2 separate regions of the Homo sapiens genome follow, and region 1 is linked to region 2. A link is a loop called in an ENCODE intact Hi-C map of the cell type or tissue named here. Cell type or tissue: IMR-90. All regions are shown on one strand. Links, peaks and the distances in the headings refer to the core of each region. The heading gives the core; the rest is flanking DNA. Region 1 overlaps DHX32 (DEAH-box helicase 32 (putative)). Region 2 overlaps C10orf90 (chromosome 10 open reading frame 90).

The links. Peaks named below come from ENCODE experiments on the same cell type or tissue, not always from the same donor. Only the 100,000 strongest peaks of a DNase experiment are listed, where the experiment ranks them.
Region 1: a loop joins it to region 2, with 10 times the contacts of the local background. A loop is called at or near these places in 21 of 110 quality-filtered maps.

The regions. Positions count from the first base shown.
Region 1 is chr10:125,862,766-125,873,084 of GRCh38, forward strand. DHX32 (DEAH-box helicase 32 (putative)) reads right to left here. Exons shown (of 11, transcript NM_018180.3): 2 at 4,225-4,418. Among named protein-coding and RNA genes, the nearest start is that of DHX32, 13 kb to the right of the region's middle. In IMR-90, for the core only: a CTCF peak has its summit at 5,797; DNase peaks (open chromatin) are centred at 5,796 and 8,786; H3K27ac peaks cover 748 bases.
Region 2 is chr10:126,500,050-126,510,368 of GRCh38, forward strand. It overlaps C10orf90 (chromosome 10 open reading frame 90), which reads right to left. Exons shown (of 10, transcript NM_001350921.2): 4 at 3,908-5,036. LOC105378549 (a long non-coding RNA gene) reads left to right here. Exons shown (of 3, transcript XR_001747637.3): 2 at 866-936; 3 at 3,057-3,136. Among named protein-coding and RNA genes, the nearest start is that of LINC00601, 83 kb to the left of the region's middle. In IMR-90, for the core only: a CTCF peak has its summit at 4,252; a DNase peak (open chromatin) is centred at 4,232; H3K27me3 peaks cover 610 bases.

The DNA.
Region 1 (10,319 bases), core at 1,304-9,303, 640 kb before region 2:
CACTCCAGCCCAGGAGGAGTCCCACATTACAGTGAGCTATGATCCCACAACTGCATCCCAGTCTGTGCAATGTGAGCAAGGCTCCAACTCAAAACAAAGCAAAAAAAAAAACTACTTTTTTTCTATATAACACAAAGATATGTTTCTGAACTTTATGGTAATGAGATATTGTGTGTATGATACTTTAAAAAGTGCTGTTAACTAATAAGTACGTAAAAAAAATAGATACACTACCAAGGTTTCAGGAAATGCAGTTTATATCTTTAAATTAAGGCTAAATTTCTAAAAGCTAAGACTATAATAAAATAAAGTTTTATTAATATTTATATTTTATAAAATTATATAATTGAGTTTAACCTTAATGAAAATTTGAGAATTTTCCAGTTCTAAAAACAGAAAAGACCACCATTTGACACTATGAGTCACTTCTATGAGATATCTTGATATGTAGTTCCTAAAGACTATTTTAGGTATATAATATTCAGGTATTCACTGTTTCAAAAAAGGCCAGAGAAAAGCTTAAAGAAGAACAAAGTTGTTACATATAGCATCCAAAAAATAGTAGTAGGCTTAAAGACAGTTTACTAATTGCCTATGATGTGTTTGATAGATACTAAGGGGCTACCAAAAAAATGAAAAAGACAGTATCAAATATAGACTACTGCCTTCTATAATCAATGATCAATTTTTTTTTTTTTTTGAGATGGAGTCTCACTCTGTTGCCCAGTCTGGAGTGCAGTGGCATGATCTCGGCTCACTGCAAGCTCTGCCTCCTGGGTTCACGCCATTCTCCTGCCTCAGCCTCCTGAGCAGCTGGGACTATAGGCACCTGCCACCACTCCCAGCTAATTTTTTTTGTATTTTTAGTAGAGACGGGGTTTCACCATGTTAGCCAGGATGGTCCCGATCTCCTGACCTTGGGATCTGCCCGCCTTGGCTTCCCAAAGTGCTGGGATTACAGGCGTGAGCCACCGTGCCCGGCCAATCAATGATCAATGTTAAATCCTCTGATTTAAATAGCTATTCAATCTGAGCTTATTCAAAATTATGGCTAGCATACCTCTTCAGGAAAATCAATCTTGTTCTAATCATAATTATAAAAATATAATTATAAACATAGCTACCACATACATACACCATGCATCAGTTACATAAATTTAATAGTCCTCACAACAACCCTCAGAGCAAGTATATTAATCGTCCACATTTTTCAGATGAGGCAACTTAAAGGTCAAAGAGGTTAGGTGACTTCTATAAGGTTACAAGTGAGTAAGTGGTGGAGACACCCTTTGACAGCCATGTTGCCTCCTCTCCAGAGCATGGAATACCAGGAAGAAAACAGGTGTTGCTTTATTTTATCATAGGGGTCTTTTCAATAGCTCTGGCCTCTTTCCTGTGACTCAAACACTGTTTACCACAATGCATCAGAGTATCTTCTGACTCTGCGCTGGTTCTGGGGGCATGTCACAGTGGAAAAGAAAGTACAATGTTCAGAAGCAAGAGTAACTGTGAAGTGAAGATATGAAAGCAATGAAGAATAAGGCAGCCCAGCAAGGGCAGAAAGAAACAACCTGCAAAACCTGTCAAAGCAGGAAGCTACTCTCCACCTGTCTCCATGGGTGCCTTTGTACCTCAGCCCACCACACCTGAAGCAACTGTCCCTGTTAAGAAAGGAATGCCATACACAGATTGAAACTAATACATACTTTAATATATAGTATTTCCTTTGGGTGTCAGAATTGAATGCTTGGGTTTTTACCATAAAACAATCCTAAGCCTAACATGTGATAGATGTTTAAAAGGTGAGGCGTGTCTAACAGTATTATTAGATTTCCCCACCATTATTTGTCTTTGTGGCTTTCCATATTAAGAAGTATCTTAGGCTGGGTGCGGTAGCTCACGCCTGTAATACCAGCACTTTCAAAGGCCGAGGCCAGCAAACTGCCTCAGCTAAGGAGTTTGAGACCAGCCCAGGCAACATGGCGAAACCCCGTCTCTACTAAAAATACAAAAAGTTAGCCAAGTGTGATGGTGCATGCCTGTAGTCCCAGCTACTTAGGAGGCTGAGGCACGATAATCGCTTGAACCCGGAAGATGGAGGTTGAAGTGAGCTGAGATCGTGCCACTTCACTCCAGCCTGGGAGACAGAGTGGGACTCTGTCTCAAAAAAAAAAAAAAAAAAAAAAAAAAAAAAAAAAAAAAGAAAGAAAAAGAAATATCTGATTCCATATCATGACAAAGCTCTTATAATATCTCATTTTAAAAATGACTACATTAAAGAATCCTTTTAAAGGGTTTTCAAAGTCTAGATGGTATTAAAGATATAATATTAACTTCAGAACCTAGTCAGAGCCATCATTTAATTAAAAACATAATTCAAAGGGCTACTTTAAAATGTCAAACCAACCAACCAACCACAAATCTGCTTAGGGATCCTTCACCCTTTCAGGGTCCTATGTCTTGTCCTGTCCAGCTCTTTAACTAGTTTGTGAGCTCCTAAGAACCAGAGAGGTTTTTATGTTTCTTTTGTACCACTCACGTACAATTTACACAATCAGCAATTTATAAATACATAGTAATTTAATGACTCAGGGACATAATTGTTATAATAACAGAAGGTAATATATCTTCAAGAAGTTCAAGTCAGAGTGCTGATGGTCTAAAGACTTTCCCCTATGATTTGACACTAGCCTGAAGACTGTCTTCTACTTTTGAAGATAAACGTTTGAGGGAAAGTAGCTTAGTACAAACCGAATGAGCCCCATGGGCTTTCTTTTTTTCTGGGACAGGGTCTCACTCTGTCACCCAGGCAGGAGTGCAGTGGCGCGATCACAGCTCACTGCAGCCTCGATTTCCTGGACTCAAGTGATCTTTCCGCTTCAGCCTCCTGAGTAGCTGGGACTATAGGCATGCACCATCACGCTCACTAATTTTTGTATTTTTTGTAGAGATGAGATCTCACTGTGTTGCCTAGTCTGGTCTCAAACTCCAGAGCTCAAGCAATCCTCCTGCCTCGCCCTCCCAAAGTGCTGGGATTATGGGCATTAGCCACTGTGCCCAGCCCCATGGGTTTTCTGAATGGAGATAAGAACCGCACCAGAGTGCAGTGCTAGCTGGGACAGGGCAAAATCCCTTCCACTATCCAGTTTACCGAACATCCTCCTGGGGATGAGCACATGAGACACTAGGGATATGAGCACGTGAAAAACCATCCCTGCCCTGTTACAGAAAAGCAGAGCTTCCCCAATGCTGTGCGTGGCACACTGTATGCCACACAAATGGGTTAGAGAGGTGCAGAAATACTGACCCCGAGATACTTAGCTACTTGGCTCTTGGAGTGGTCGGGCAGTGCCCGGGGCAGCTGAAGCCCGTGGGATGGTCAACTCTGGCTCCAGGCAGCTGTGACCATTTCCTTGCGGTACTGTATGGATACTATCACTTTCTATGATGGCTGTAATATAAAGGTGCTTGAGAAGCACTAGCCCAGAGCAGTGATTTTTCCAGTTTCTTTTTCCTTTTTTTTCTTCTTTCAAGCTCTTGGAAATCCTTCTTCAAAGGAAATCTCATAATGAAGCTAAGCACAGAAGAGATACCACAACTTGCGGTAGCCACAGAGAAGTCTCCTTGGAACATAGAAGACTCTGCAAAGCACAGTTTGAGAAACACTGTCGAAGCTGCTATGATGCAGGCTGACACCAAGTTTTCCAGAAGCCCCACAGAGGGTTTTCTAATGTGTATTACTGGAGGGGCAGGGAAGCCTTCCTGGAGTAGGTGGCTGCTACACTGCATACTGAGTGACTAGGAGGAACTAGCCGGGCCCGGACATGCTGAGCACAGGGAGGGGCAGGTGTACAGGCACAGGGTGTGGAAAGCACAGGGCACACAGTGTGCTCCAGGTGTCCATGTGGCTTGCACACAGGCAATGATGTGGACCCTGCATGAGGCATAGCTCCAGAAGCACACGCTTGAAGGTTCTGAGGGGCCAAGCAAGTTGTTAACTTTTTCCAGGGGATAATGGGAGTCATGGGATACATTTAGACAAGGAATCCCAGATGATGCCAGTGTGGGAAAGCAACTGTTGCTGGCTGGCTGATGACAGAGACCAGTTGCTACTGCACAGCATAGATGCTTAACAGGTAGAATGCCAGAATAATGCTCCTTCAGAATTGTAGAACCTAAGCCAAGAATCATCAGCAGGGAGCGGACTGAACCCCACAAACCAACCTCAGGATTGTTTCGTTGGTACAGCAGTTCTCGAAAGGGATCACGTAGCCAACCTCATGACCAATGTTAACATCCATTTCATCCGCCACCCGCAGGGCGAGCTGGACCACAGTCTGCTTGTGGACCTGTGTGCATATCACGCCCCCGTGCTGGTAGTGGATGGAAAGACAATATTCAGCACACCACTGAGGAACCTGTAGCAGGAAAAAATGAGACAGGATCAGCTTCTGCTGAAAACAAAACAAGAGACATCTCTGTCTTACAGCAGGGTTCATCTTATAAGTGATTTTCTTTCATCAGTAAATCAGCAGTGGGCTGTATTACATCTTACTTAGTGAAACTCTGAACAATATGGATTATGCACAGAGTTACTGCTAGGAAATAAAGTTAAGAAGAAACAGGAGTTAACAGGGACTGTGAAAGTTTGACTGCCAGACAAAAAAAGGCAGATAAAAATCAAGGACAGGCCGGGTGTGGTGGCTCACGCCTGTAATCCCAGCACTTTGGGAGGCCGAGGTGGGCGGATCACGAAGTCAGGAGATCGAGACCATCCTGGCTAACATGGTGAAACCCCGTCTCTACTTAAAATACAAAAAATTAGCTAGGCGTGGTGGCGGGCGCCTGTAGTCTCAGCTACTTGGGAGGCTGAGGCAGGAGAATGGCGTGAACCCGGGAGGCGGAGCTTGCAGTGAGCAGAGATTGTGCCACTGCACGCCAGCCTGGGCGACAGAGCAAGACTCCGTCTCAAAAAAAAAAAAAAAAAAATCAAGGACAAAAATGAAAAAAAAAATACTTTCAACCTCAACTGTGTTTCTGAAAAGACTAATGTATTTAGAGATTATTTTCTTTTTGATTAGAAGGCCCATCAAAAATATGGCTTCTGTTATCAGCTATTGTGTTTTAAGCAATGTAAATTATAGATAGCATTTAGATAAAAACTAGTGACTCAAAATTAAAGCATTTATATTTAAATCCAAATGATGATAACAAATATCCAGATAAGCCTACTTAACATTTCTCTGATAATAAAAGCTAAAATATCCTGGTAATTTACAATCTAAATATAATTAAATAAATAAACCCATCTAAATAAACCCAGTGAGATAATCAACCAACCCATCTGGATTTGGAGTCAGTTCTAAGCAAAGCTACTCTAGAGCCATTTTATTTTAAAAATCCTTTTTTTTCTAAAATATATTATGGACCAACTGATGTTTATCACATTCATTTGTACAAGAATTATTATAGTAGAATGTACTGAATTCATTTGTATGCTACAATCTTAAGGCATTGTCAGTAAATTATGCATTGTTACATGCATTTTAAAAATAAATTATTCCAAGAGTGTTTTTAATTGATCTAAGGAATTTAAACGTTGTAAAATTTCTAATTATCTTGAGGTCTGCTATTTATGAGATTCATTATGAAATTCTTAGATCTGAATTCTCACTGTAATTTGAAAAATAAACATAACTCACCAGAAATACAAGTAACTCCAAAATGAATGACTGCTGTAGACTGTAAATTCCTAAGGACTGAAAGGCAAATGCACTTCCTGCACTTTCAGATAGGTGTCAGCCTTGTCAACAGGTTGCAAGTTATCAGTAATTATTTACTCAACGCTTACTTTGTTCTATGAAAGATGAAATTTTAAGATACTGCGCTCAGGAAACGTGGAATCAAGGCAAGATCCAGGAATAACAAGCCACCTAAGGGATTGGCTTGCCATTAATTTGTTCCATGTAAACCACAAATTTTCTAAGCTTTAGTTAATTCTTACCTGTAAAATGAATAGACTGAATGAATGAGAATTATCCTTCAAGTTTGAACTCTGGTGTCGTTTTCTCCACAAGGCTTGCTGTGATCCCCTAGGTATCTAGATCCACGGTGTGCTTCCCACCGTGGCAGCCATCACCTTCCTGAGGTTGCTGTTTGTTCCTAGTTCCCCACTACCTAACGGCCCCTCAAATGAGCTCTAAAAGCAGAGACCTATCCGTGTTGGTCACCAAATTATCCTAGTACTCAGTAATTATTCATTGAATGAATAATTTCTTATACTGTCTAGAAATAATTTAAAATTCTGTGATTCTACATAGTTTAAGATTCTACATCGTTTAAGAATTTACATAAAATTTTGCCTCCTTTATTCCTTAGCAAGTAATTTTTTATTCTTGCCAAATTCTTACTTTTAAATGGATTGCCTTCATGTCAGGGTCCACTATCTAGGGTCCCTAGCCAAGACCTCAAACATCATTCATGTGAAAAGCTATATTAAAACTACTTGTTTTTAAAAAATTTTCTTTAGGCCAGGCATGGTGGCTCATGCCTGTAATCCTAGCAATTTGGGAGGCCAAGGCAGGTGGATCACCTGAGGTCAGGAGTTCAAAACCAGCCTGGTCAACATGGGGAAACCCTGTCTCTACTGAAAATACAAAAATTAGCTGGGTGTGGTGGCGTACGCCTATAGTCCCAGCTACTCAGGAGGCTGAGGCAGGAGAATCGCTTAAACCTGGCAGGCAGAGGTTGCAGTGAGCTGAGCTGGCACCACTGTACTCCAGCCTGGGCGACAGAGTGAGACTCTGTCTCAAAAAAAAAAAAAAAATTTCTTTAGTAGAGACAGGGTCTCGCTCTGTTGCCCAGGCTGGTCTCAATTGCCTGGGCTCAAGTGATCCTTTTGCCTCAGCTTCCCAAAGTGTTGGGATTACAGATGTGAGCCCCTGTGCCCAGCCAAAACCCTTGTTTGAATATGATTCTCTGTCTCTCCACTATGTGGGAAGATCCTTAAGCTACACGTGTGGTTTGCATTTGTTCCCAATACCGAACAGAGGATCTGACATATGGTAGGGATAAGAGTTGAGTGGAAAGATGGATAAGGACATCATAATAATTGAAAAGAAGAGAGAGAAAGGCTTGGGCTTAGTGCTAAGCATGGGAGAGAGGTAATAAAACCACGGGAAAATTACTGCAAAGGAAGAATAAGCAGTGCCCACTAACAGACTAATTATGCATAGGAAGAAGACAAATATTCTATGATTTCTAACTTAAAATACTAATTATATAATTGACAAGAACAGGAAATTGGAAAGTAAAATAAAATAAATGAATGAAGCTAAAGAGCAGCATAAAGTTCTTTTGGGGGGAATCAGGAGTTAGGAGGGTAGGAAGATGACCTTCAGGATAGTCAGGAAGATGGTCAATGTTATCAGAAGAACATCCAGGCATAACCATCCTGGGATCAACGGAAAAGCAAGGCAGGAGGCTAAGGGAGAGGTCAGAGCTAGAGATAGGCATGGTAGTTGCAGAATTTCAGTACTGAAAGAAATCTCTGGAAGACATGAAGGCCAACACCCTCATTTGATGCATGAGGAAAGAAACTTAGAGGCGTGACTTGTCCAAGGTCATACTGCCAGTAAACAGCATGACCAGAACCAATCCATATCTTCTAGTTTCTTGGCGAGTATAATTGCCACTACATCACAGTTGCTTCTAAGCATCTTTATAGAAAGGTGGCAACTGAAGCCATGAAATTCTCAGGCAATCAGCATTTTAAATTACTCTTTCTAGGCTGGGTGCGGTGGCTCACATCTGTAATCTCAGCACTTTGGGAGGCCAAGGCGGGTGGATTATTTGAGAGGTCAGGAGTTTGAGGCTAACCTGGCCAACGTGACGAAACCCCATCTCTATTAAAAATACAAAAATTAGCCAGGCGTGGTGGTGGGTGCCTGTAATCCCAGCTACTCGGGAGGCTGAGGCAGGAAAATCACTTGAACCCGGGAGGCGCAGGTTGCAGTGAGCTGAGATCACACCACTGCACTCCAGCCTGGGCAACAGAGCGAGACTCTGTCTCAAAAAAATAAAAAATAAAAATAAATAAATAAACTACTCTTTCTAGCCTAATGGCAACATCAGGGGGACAGTACTATGATGACAGTGGGCACTGCTTTACATAGCTAGAATCGTTGCTGAAATAATACTATCCAGTTTTATTAAAACATTTGGACACGTTCAGCCTGGTTATTCATATAAGGTCCAGGACAGCTGCTTTCGAACTCTAAAATTCGACAAGATTCCAATGATCATGAGCCATGTTCTCAAGCTTCTGATTTGGGCCTTTTTTAAAAACTGCATTTAATTTATTTCTCTTTGCTCATGAAACACATTCTGCAAGATTAGTTTATTACAGTGTGTTGATAATAGTATAAACATTATACATTCCTGGAAGTACAACAAATATACCAATCCAACAGTCTTCATTTTCCTTTTCTGCCTTCCTCTACATTAGAGCAAACTATTTCACCTATGAGGCAAAGACATTAATTCAGAAATGGGAAAAGGCCATCTAAATATCAGTTACAATAACCAGTAGAAGACTGAACATATCCATATCGTGCTTAATGTAGGAATGTTTGCTTACGTGCCCAAGTTAATAGTTGAGCAGAAGTCACAACAAATTATACTGCACGTACTCAACTGTGGCTCTGACCACATAGGATGCAGCTCCCCTTCCAGTAACAGCTACTTGGAGATAGTTAACAGTAAGCAATGCAAACACAAACTGAAAAGGTTATCTCCAGCCAGAAAAGAGGGAAACATGAAACCATCTGCCTTATTTGTTAGAGTTCTCCAGTTTTACATGCCTTCTGAATCACTCTGGGCAAGCTAAGTAACATACTGAGGGTTGATTCCTTAGCAAACTTGAATTACTGGCTAAAAAATGTTATCATTTGGCAAATGTCGATAATTTGAGTATTTCACATTTCAAGGGATACTGAGATTGCAGCTTTACAAAGAACTCTTGCCTTCTCTGCATTTATAGTAAATATTGTATCTCTTGTTGGTATTGACCTTTCTTCCCCTAGTTCTGCTTCTTTTCTTTTTTTTTTTTTTTTTGAGATGGAGTCTCACTCTTGTTGCCCAGGCTGGAGTGCAATGGCAGGATCTTGGCTCACTGCAACCTCCGCCTCCCGGGTTCAAGCAATTCTCCTGCCTCAGCGTCCCAAGTAGCTGGGATTACAGGCACGCACCAGCACACCTGGCTAATTTTGTATTTTTAGTAGAGACGAGGTTTCTCCATGCTGGTCAGGCTGGTCTCCAATTCCCAACCTCAGGTGATCCGCCCGCCTCGGCCTCCCAAAGTGCTGGGATTACAGGTGTGAGCCACAACACCTGGCCTAACTTTTCTGGGTACTACTTAGCAACTTTTTCATTGTCCCAGTTGCATCTTTGTCTTCTCACCAATGACTTACAAGCCTGTTAGAGGTTTTGTTTCTACCCCATAGTTCCTCTTTGGAAGATATTCCCCCCTAGTATTAAAAAACATTATTCTGGATGGACTAGTTGCCAAGTTGGCACTATGGGAATTAGAAAAGCTTAAATAGTTGTACCTTTCTATGAATCATTTGGCTTTAACTTTTTTCAGAGAAACATTGAATTCTGGGTCACTTTGTGACTGAGTACTTAGCAAAAGTTGCACAATATGGTGAAGAAACAGAAAATTGCTCCTCTAACACATAAAAAAAGCTATTTTCATGTGATTTATCCTGGGAGTTTGGTGATGTGCAACCCTTGGATTTACGCATTTGGTCTGGAAATGCTCCCTAACTAGAAATCAATACTTCACATCTCTTTATTCTGAACTCACCAAATACTTTTTTCATGTTTCTCAATCCATTTTCTAAATTCAGTTTTCTGTACTTCTGATGTGCCATTTGCATAAAGCCAGAGCAGTGGGGCCTGCCCTATGCTCTGTCCCAAAGCCCAGCTGGAACTGACTCTGGGGCATGCAAGGTAAGCAATCGAGGCATGAGAATGTGCATCCCTGGCCTCTTACCGCCTACCTGAAAGGAAATCACCAACACTCTGGCCAATCTGCTGCTATGAGAGTAGGTAAGAGGAGTCCTCCGGGTAATCAAAATCTAATCTAAATCAAGGCTTTATCAACCTAAGTTAGCAACTGCAGTTCTACAACTTGTACAAATTCAGACAGTGAGGCAAAGATGCTCCATTCCCAACTCCGGGCAGCACACAGAGGTTGGGCTGCTGGGTAGTGGGAGAGCTGGGGCCTGGGGTCTTTAGGGTGGGCTGCAGGGAGATCT
Region 2 (10,319 bases), core at 1,106-9,105:
AGGCTGAGGAGGATTTCTGAGCCAATACATTTTAATCGCATAAAATGATATGGCTTATTACATTTTTTCATAAATTAACTTGCAGTTCACTCTCCTAATAGTCTACCGGGGTAACTGGCAACCAAATACCAGTATTACTCCAGATGTTCATAAGCAGCCTTCAGATACCACCTTTGGTAGTGGCAGAGGAGGTGGGGCCTGCCGTTGAGTCACCACCATCTTAATTGCCCTGCCTGGGGCTGTCACTGAGAAGGGAACAGCAGGAGACAAGTACACAGCTCTAGCACCAATTGGCCACGTGGACTTGGGCAAATCATTTAATCTTCAAGCCTCATTTGTGTTGTGTGAAAAATAAAGATAATGATACTCTTTACAGATGGTTGAATGATTCAAAATAATGGATGCAGCCCAGGGCCTGGTGCCTAGGACTTCTAGAACATATGTTGTGGTTATGAATAAGATGATGATGATGACGATGATGATGGTGATGATGACAAGAATGGGGATTAAATTTTTTATGATAGATTCGAAGATTTGCCCAATGCCCACCTACTTGGTGCTATCTGAATGCTTACCAGTAGTAGAGATGTAAAGACAAAACATACAGGGACTGAGGAGATGAGCAAAGAGAGAACCAATTTCTTAACATTCAGCCTGAGATGAGAGCAGGTGCTCACGCGTCTATTGGAATGCTATGTCTCAGTAGAAACAGCTATTTGAATTGCATGATGTGCTTGTGTCTCATTTTTCCTCATCTTCTCTTTTGGGTGCATATCCTGGAGGCTCATTCATGAATACAATTTGTAGAACTTTCTGTCCAACGACCTAATGACTAGAACTAAAATTGCTTTGCCTCTGTTTGTAGAATTGCCCAGGCTGTACCCACCAAGCAGCTGAATGTCAGTAAGCCAGCCAACAGAAGATCCTGCTCATGAGGTATTTTGGAATCCTTCAGATACAAAGAATCAGATTCAGTAACTATGAAGTAAGAAGACTGCTAATAGCATGTGTAACCACAGGAGGCTGTCAAGAATGTCTCAGATAGGATTCCAGTTTCAGACAGGAAAATATAAACAGTTCCTCTGAGTTTTAATGAGCACTGCTGCAGTCTGAAAGCTCTTGCATTAAGGCTAAAGGTTTTGTGGAATCTGAAGGTCAGCAAGCTCACCCTCCACACGTTGTGCAGGCTGTGCAAGGACAGCCCGTGGTCATTAGAGTCAATGAGCTGTGCTGGTAAATTTCAGGCCAGAATTCTACAGCATGGACAGATGTGCTTTCTTGTCACCTGAGAAGAAATAGAGTCCACTGGAAATTATTTCTGAGTGAGGGAGCACACAGCCAGGGGTGCACGTGTAGGTGAAGGTGTGCATTTGTAGGCATCCGAGGCAAGTGCCCCACAGCACACCCCAGGGCTCTGTGGCTTTGGACTTTGCAACTGAGGGGTCCAGAATCCCACGGAGCCTCTTTTCTTTACAGAGTCCACCTTGGGCAAATAGAGCTGAAATTTTTTAAGCTTGATGGGACCTCGAAAACACCCAATCTACCCCCTGCTCTAGTTACCCAGATGAGGAGTTCAGAGAGTATCACTCCTCCACATTCACTGAGCTAGAAATAATAGATCAGCAACTCCACAAAAAGTTCTTCCAAATGTGGTCTATATATACACCATGGACTACTACTAAGCCATTAGAAGGAATGAAATCATGTCTTTTGCAGCAACTTGGTTGAAGCTGGAGGCTATGATTCTAAGTGAAGTAACATAGCAGTGGAAAGCCAAAAACCGTATGTTCTCATAAGTGGGAGCTAAGCTATGAGTACGCAAAGGCATACAGAGTGATATGATGGACTTCAGAGACTCAGAAAGGGGAGGGTGAGAGGTGGGCCTAGGGATAAACACACACACACACACCACATATACACCACACACACACACCACACACGCATACACACACACCACACACACACACCATACACACACACCACACAACCACACACCCACACCACACACACGCACACACACACCACACACACACACCACACAACCACACACACACCACACACACACACACCACACACACACAACACACACACACACTAGGTGCAATATACACTACTTGGGTGACGGGTGCCCTAAAATCTCAGAATTCACCACTGTAAAATTCATCCATGTAACCAAGAACCACTTGTACTCCCAAAGCTACTGAAATTGTAAAAAAGGTATTCAAGACTCCCCTGGTGTCTGTGACTATCTCTTTCCTCAAATGGTAGAATGAAGCCTCATGGCTTAAAGCCACTGAAACGCTTCACATGTGAATCTTTGGGATCTGTGCTTTTTCTGGGGGATGTTGGCCTGCAGGATGCAGAATAAATTTATACTATTTGCCTAAGATAATCCCTTAGAGGAGCAGTCATTTCACAAAATCACAATCAAAAATCTTCTCTGCACCACCAAAGCCAAAAAGTAAGTTGGGGGAAGTGTCCACACTCTTGCTGCCCTCCTCTGAGATGAGTGTATGAGTGTTTGAGATCTGGCTCTCATTATTAATGAAGAGCCTTTGGTGAAAAGTACTATAAATCCAAATTATTATTTCACACCATGACACATGGTTTAAAAATGAGGATGTGCTTTAACTGGGGTAACATACAACAATGCAGTGGTGTATTTCTGGAATCATCATCAATAAGGAAGACGAAGTGCTTAGCTTGAGCAATCTCTTTAACCACTAAAGTGGGATTTATCTTTGGAACATTGATAGCTGCTTATGTTGTCCTTCTTGTAATAAGTCTGTAAGACATGCATTTCAATGGTTTAATCAATCTGAAAGCCATGCCAAAATTGCCTTAAAAATCTCTGAGCATTCAATATTTCAATATATATACAGTTGTTAAAATTAATTACATCATTTAACATTTCTATACACATTATAACTTTAAATGTTTTACAGTCATTTTTATTAATAAAGCTTTAATGAATAAAAGTTGTACCGTAAAATTATGATGCATATCCTGCATTTTCAATTGTATACTAATATCTTTAAATACTTTTTTCCAAATAGAAAGTAATTCATAAACCAGAGCCTCTTGCAGAAAGCAAAGTTGAAAATCAGAAGTTTACACAGAGAAAGAAAGAAATCTGGCCTCTTTCTTCCAAAAAATGCCTGCTTTCCTCTTTTGATTTCCCAAGAAAGGTGCAGAGTCCTCAGGGCAACCCATCCTGGGAATTCTTCCCGGCCCTGGAAATGGCAGAAACAGCAACAAATCCTGGTCAAGATGCCCCAGAAGACAAAACCAGGGGGACAGAAAATTGCTGCTGCTGCTGCTACTACTATTTGGCACAGAGAGTCCCTGACTTGCCTAATTTAGAAAATGTCCTATAATTATTATACACGCACACACGCACACATTCACATACACACATTCACACTTACACGCTCCATTATGAAGCTTTGCAGTCTAGCTTTTATATCAATGAGGCTAACTTGAAAAGTAGAAAGTACAGAAATCTGGACACTTCCAAACACGCAGATGTTTGGCGAGAGAGATGAAACATCTGGGGGCGAATGGCATTTCATTCTTCTCACCCTCTTTTGGAACGCAATTTGGGCATGTTGTAAATTAACTTCCTTTGGAGGCCCTCATTTCCTTCTCATTACATATGGTCTGGAACTATTGGGAACAAGAATTTGACAGAAGGCCTCTTACAATCTACAAAAGTCTCAACTAAAAAAATCTATCCAATCAGACATCGATGCCGAGCTATCAGTTGTCAACTATGAGCAGAGCAGATCACTGCAAGTCTACTGAGAAATGCCTCTTAGAATAAGTTTTGTATAAGAAATTCACTCAACAGTCACCTTGCTAGGACATTTACTCAGGTCACCCTCCTGCAGATGGACGCACCACTCACCTGCCCTGTAACTCCAGCCAGGAATGTGAATGGACAGTTGGTTGGCATGATCGCTGGCGTGACAATGAGTTGTATGGTCCTTTTCCCCTTTTCTTACAGTGACTTGGTTAGCTCCCACATTTGCCAATTCTGTGTTTTCCAATGGAAAAGAACCACTCCAAGGACAAGCGCCGGTCCCCAAATGCACCCGCCTCAACGATGGGGTTTCCTTCAAGTGACTTTCTTGTAAACCTGGGTTCCAGCGCTGGCCTACGAGGTCCTGGTCTCCCTCCAGGAGCTCCTGCTTCAGGGCTTCGCTTATTGGCTCTCTGTTCACTAGGCCATCTACTCCATCTGCTGTTAATCTGTGGGAACTACAATTGAGGTTGAGCGACAGGACGGATCTGTGCATTTTGGGGCTGGCAATTTGAGGTGGCTCAATGGGGACGGAGAGAGACTTGTCTACGTAATAGATTGAATCTGGACACTGCTGAGACACCCTGAGGTGGACACAGGAACTGAACACCAGCGGGCTCTTTCCTGACAGTGGGGTGTCTGGAGAAAAACTGGTCTCTTTGTCGTCTGCATGGGTGACCCAGTACTTGCGTCTCTCACACAACCCAGTGTGGGCCTCGGGAACCTTCAGCCGCACCACGGAGCTGTTTCTGGAGAACTCTGTGCAGGCAAAAGATCTCTGATGCCGACCTGGATGGGCGCCATTGGCCAGAGCCGGGGGCGCCTGGAACAGTGTGTCCTCAGCCCTGCACTTGGGGCACAGAGAGTCCCCAGCAGTCCCCCACACCAGGGCGCGGGCTGGGGGGCCCACGCGTCTGGCCGTGATGGTGATGGATGCAAACCCTCTGCGGGGGCCCCCACAGGGTCTCTCCTCTTTGGGCGGCAGCTCTGCCTCAGGTCCTCGCTCATCTGACGGTGCCGGGATTCCTAATCTGCCCGGAAGTAACGCAAATGCTCTGTGAATGTTGACTCCGCTGCGGTTAGCCAGAGATTGCTTGGCGTGATGTGCACGAGACTGAGCAATGGCACACGGTAGGGGCAAGGAGGCCCTGTTTTCTCTTGACTTATTCTCATCAATCATCTGGGAGATGACTATGGATGAAATCATTTTTGTGTTTTGTGATGCCAGGGTCTCCTGCAAATAGAAAAAGATCCCGATTATTCAAGCAGTCTATTGAAATATAGACAGTAAACTCTCTTTCAAGGGCCACCAGGATGCCAGAGCACTGGGTTCATAACACTCAGATGTCTTGTCCAAGGCTTTTTACTGCACACCTGATGCTCAGAGATGGCAGGAAGGGCAGGAAAACTAGATGTTTATGACAAGTTACACGTTCTGGAAACATTGGCCTGAGTCATGAATTGGTTTTCTCTGCTGGGCATCTATTCTTAATTTATCTAATGATGTGTCAACGGGGATCATCTAATTCGATAACCACCTCCGCCAAGCCCAGGAACCCCTGAATACAGGCTCATATCCTCAATGGAGAGGAAAGACAGAATTCTGGAGGTGGCTGGAACTTGGGGCCACAGGTTTATGTGGGAGATTAGTCAGTAGTCCTGAAAGGAAACAGCAACGGTGGTTACCAGGAGCCCCCTCCCTACCTTGGTCCTTTGGAGTCCTCCACATTTGCCGGTTTAGACTCTAATTCAGTTGCTCCCTGCTGCTTGGCATCATGGAAGTCAAGGTCCAGAGAGCAAAACAATAGAAATCAAATGCCCAGCTGGGCATGGTGGCTCACACTTGTAATCCCAGCACTTTGGGAGGCTGAGATGGGCGGATCACCTGAGGTCGTGAGTTTGAGACCAGCCTGACCAACATGGAGAAACCCCGTCTCCACTAAAAATACAGAATTAGCCAGGCATGGTGGCACATGCCTGTAATCCCAGCTACTCGGGAGGCTGAGGCAGGAGAATCGCTTGAACTCAGGAGGCGGAAGTTGTGGTGAGCCAAGATTGTGCCATTGCACTCCAGCCTAGGCACCAAGTGTGAAACTTCGTCTCTCTCACACACACAAACATTAAACAAACAATCAAAAAAAATCAAATGCCCACGTTTGCCCAGACCAACACTATGGCAATCAGATGATTTCACTTATCAGAATTGGGGGACAGGGGACACTGGACCAAGGCACATGTAGCTTTGCTGCATTTCAATGATCGGTTGTATCAGTTTTTGTCCAGTATTTTTAAATGACCAAGGTGTTTCATTTTTCCTAATCAGCAGATTGTTTGTCCTAACAGTAAATTGCTCATGTGTCCAAAAGAGTATGCTATGATTTTTAACAAAGCATCTAACCAGGTCTATACTCATTTGTTTCTATTATGGTTATGTGTGAAGCACTACAAAATACAACATGGAAGATGGACTACACCCCAGCACTTAGTGAAGGCTAACAGGGTCCTGGCCCCCGTTTAGACGTTCATTATGGAACATGCTTACAATGAATCCTTGCATAGAGCTGCACAGGATCTGGAATAATATATGTAACCGCTAAGCTCCCACTGCTTGCAGAGAATCTTTGCTTTGGGGGCCTGAGGGCATAACTGGATGCCCAACAATTGCCACAGCAGCTCCCAAATCCCAACATGCAGAGAATGGCCTGGGATGTTACAACTGCAAGTTCCCCAGACCCCAGAGATTGATTCTGTAGATTGTGGGTGGCACCCAGGCATCTGCATTTCAACTGCATTTCAAGTGATTGTGATGTAGGTGATCTGGGTCACACACTTTGAGAAACACAGACAAGTCATGAGGCTGCTGGTCTTCTCAAGACAACACATTTTGGAGAGGAAGGGCCTATGTGTGTTGGAAGCAGGGTATTTGCTCATTCCAAGATGTGACAGCAAGCACAGTAGCATTTTTATTTTCTTCAGGGCAGGACTAATATTTACTGACTCAAATAATTGCATGTTCCCCACTAGCTGGACATTTGGCATGGCAAGTCCACATGGCTGCAGGAGGGCCAGTGTGTGTGTGTGTGTGTGTGTGTGCGTGCGTGTGTGATCTTAGCCACCTGAGGGGCTTTGTGTCCTCAGAGTCAGGCATGGGAAGATGGTTGGCTTGTTTTGCATGACAATCTCCATCACATTATATGTGGGTTTTTTAAAAAAAGGATACATGGGGCTGGGTGCGGTGGCTCACGCCTGTAATCCCAGCACTTTGGGAGGCCAAGGCGGGTGGATCATGAGGTCAGGAGATTAAGACAATCCTGGCTAACACGGTGAAACTCTGTCTCTACTAAAAATACAAAAAATTAGCTGGGCGTGGTGGCAGGCGCCTGTAGTCCCAGCTACTCGGGAGGCTGAGGCAGGAGAATGGCGTGAACCCGAGAGACGGAGCTTGCAGTGAGCCAAGATCGCGCCACTGCACTCCAGCCTGGGTGACAGAGCGAGACTCCATCTCAAAAAAAAAAAAAAAAAAAAATACATGGGGAATTGTACATTCAAATACCCAGAGATGAGTGAAAAAGAAGAAATAGACAGGAGAGTCATTTTAAAATTTACTTCATTTAAAAATAAATCAAAATATCCATGGCTACTTTTTTCCAAAAAAAAAAAAAAAGGTCAATGCAGTAGCACTGAGTCATGAAAGGGGACTTTCAGCCCTCTCTTTTAGCCCAGCGGCTACCTCACACTTCCCAATCACATCATGCGTTGCTTCCTTGAGGCTAATGCTGCTGGAAGTCCTGCCAGGTGGGGCTTCCTCACCAGCAGTTGTCAGCCCAGGGTTCATCAGTCACCTGGGAACTCATCCAAACTCTAATGCCCAGGCCTCATTCCCGAAAAATTACATTAGAATTCCTGGGCAGGGAGGCCCAGGCATCAGTGTTCTTAGAGCTTCCAGTGAGATTCCAGCCTGTAGCCCCAACATTTCTGCGGCACCCTGAATCCCTTCCCCTTGTAGCACTTTTTATGGATGTAGTTTACACATAAGAAAAACTGAAATGCACCTGCTGCCTATTTCACTTGGTACACATTCCCTCCCATTTTAGTTAAATTTAGTTCTGATCATAATTGTTCTTGTGTACCCCACGAGGAGTGCAATCATACCCAGTAGGAACTCCTTTGACACTGCTCTTTGAAGAAAAAAAAAAAAAGACCCACTTTGGAAACTGCAGTATAGGTCTTATTTTATAGGGCAATGTTTCCCAAAGTTTGCGCCAGGGACTGCCTGCATAGAAACCACCTAGAGTGAATGAGTGAGTGAGAGAGAGAGAGAGAGAGAGAGAGAGAGAGAGTGTGTGTGTGTGTGTTGGTGGGGAGGACATGTTAAAAATGCAGATTTCTAGACCTCTCCTTCCTTGGGCCTAGGTTGCTCAGGATCTATGGGGATAAAGCCTAGAATTTGTATCTTTCACCAGCTCCCAGGTGATTCTTCTGCATGGATATGGTGGGAAAGATGCCGGCCTAGGACTCAGGCCACGCAGATTTCTAGACCTCTCCTTCCTTGGGCCTAGGTTGCTCAGGATCTACGGGGATAAAGCCTAGAATTTGTATCTTTCACCAGCTCCCAGGTGATTCTTCTGCATGGATATGGTGGGAAAGATGCCGGCCTAGGACTCAGGCCACGCAGATTTCTAGACCTCTCCTTCCTTGGGCCTAGGTTGCTCAGGATCTATGGGGATAAAGCCTAGAATTTGTATCTTTCACCAGCTCCCAGGTGATTCTTCTGCATGGATATGGTGGGAAAGATGCCGGCCTAGGACTCAGGCCACCTGGGTCTAGCGTGGGCCGGGACTCCCATACTGGCTACAGGACCTTGGACAGGGCCTTTGGCTGCCACAGCTGCTAAGCAAGGAGAAAACAGGGGTGGTTCTCGGGCGGGGGCCTCCAGGCTTCCTCGTACTGTGGTCTCCAGTATCAAGAGAGTACCTACTCTTCAGGCTTAGGACACCATGACACCCATGAGATTGGCATCAACGAGGGGTGTGTTGCTGGGAATGAGTGAATGTCATCTCACCCTGGAACAACAGGGATGGGAAATACCTGACTCTGACTACACGTCTGGACCGAGCCCTGAAGCCACAGCCAGAGCCCAGGGCTGTGCATGCTGAGGGATGCCCCCAGGCTGTGCTGAGGGGCTGCAGGCCGGTACATCCCTCCAGAAGGACCTAGAGGCCCAGAGGACGGGATAAGGAATTAGCCACCATTTCATTAAGTGGGGCCTGGCAAACGTGACCGTGAGTTTTGACTCTATCAGATGTGAACGGATGAGGGAAGAGCAATCATGAATGGCATGAACTTCAACTTATTTCTGAAGCCCTGGAATCACTCAGGATGTCAAGGTGACACTGCTCCTGAGGCACAGATACTGACGAATGCCCAGTTCCAAAGAAAAATAGATTTGCCCTCTCAAAATACCAATGTGTGATGTAATTCTCCAGTACTCTTCCCATGACCCAGCAGAAACGAGTGGATATCTGACATAATCCAACCTACAAAGGAGTAAGAGGTGTTCACATCAAAGTGATACCATATTTCAGTGGAATTTACAATGGAATGCATTTGGGTTTACCTGAATGACATAAATAGAAATGACTCATTGTATATCCAATACATTGAAATTTTGCTGATAGAAATGTAGAAGTCATGTAATTTTTTAGGTGCAATTCTGTTATTCATACATACAGTCACGGTCAAACTCTTTAACTGTGCATTCCACATATTTATTTGGGCACCTACTATGAGCCAAGTGCTGCATTTTCCCAGTGTATTGTCTCAGCTTTGACAAAAAGTCCCCAAACAACAAACTCGGAGATATTGAAAAGGAAACACTGGCGGACTCTTTGCTCTTTAAAACACAGGACACTCTTGTATGGGAAGTTCTGTGTATTAAACCCTAGTGTCTCAGTGAGACCCATTAAATGATTGAAGATAAGGTCCAACCTCTTAAAAATCTATATGAGTTTGCCAGGGCTACCATAGCACCAAAGTACTACACACTGTGTGACTTAAACAACTGAACTAGTTTTCTCAGTTCTAGGAGGTGGAAATCTGAGATTAAGATGTCACAGGGTTGGTTTCTTCTGAGGCCACTCCTTGGCTTGTAGACGGCCATCTTCTTCCTGCATCTTTACACGGTCCTCCCTCTGTCCTCTGCTCCATGTCTGGGTCCTAATCTTTTCTTCTTATATAGACACCAGATTGGATTAGGACCCACCCTAATGACCTCACTTAACCTTAATCACTTCTTTAAAGACCCTACCTCCCAATGCAGTCACATTCTGAGAAAGTAGAGGATAGGACTTCAACATATAAATTTAGTGGGGGTAGTGGGGGATGCAATTCAGCCCCTAACACATCACTTTGTGTTGCATCCCTCTTCTGGGTCTCAGAAACCAAGAAGGGGATGAGATGGGGGGTTATTCAATGTTCCTAAGTCAGCCGACTACTTTTAAAACTGGGCAAATTTTCT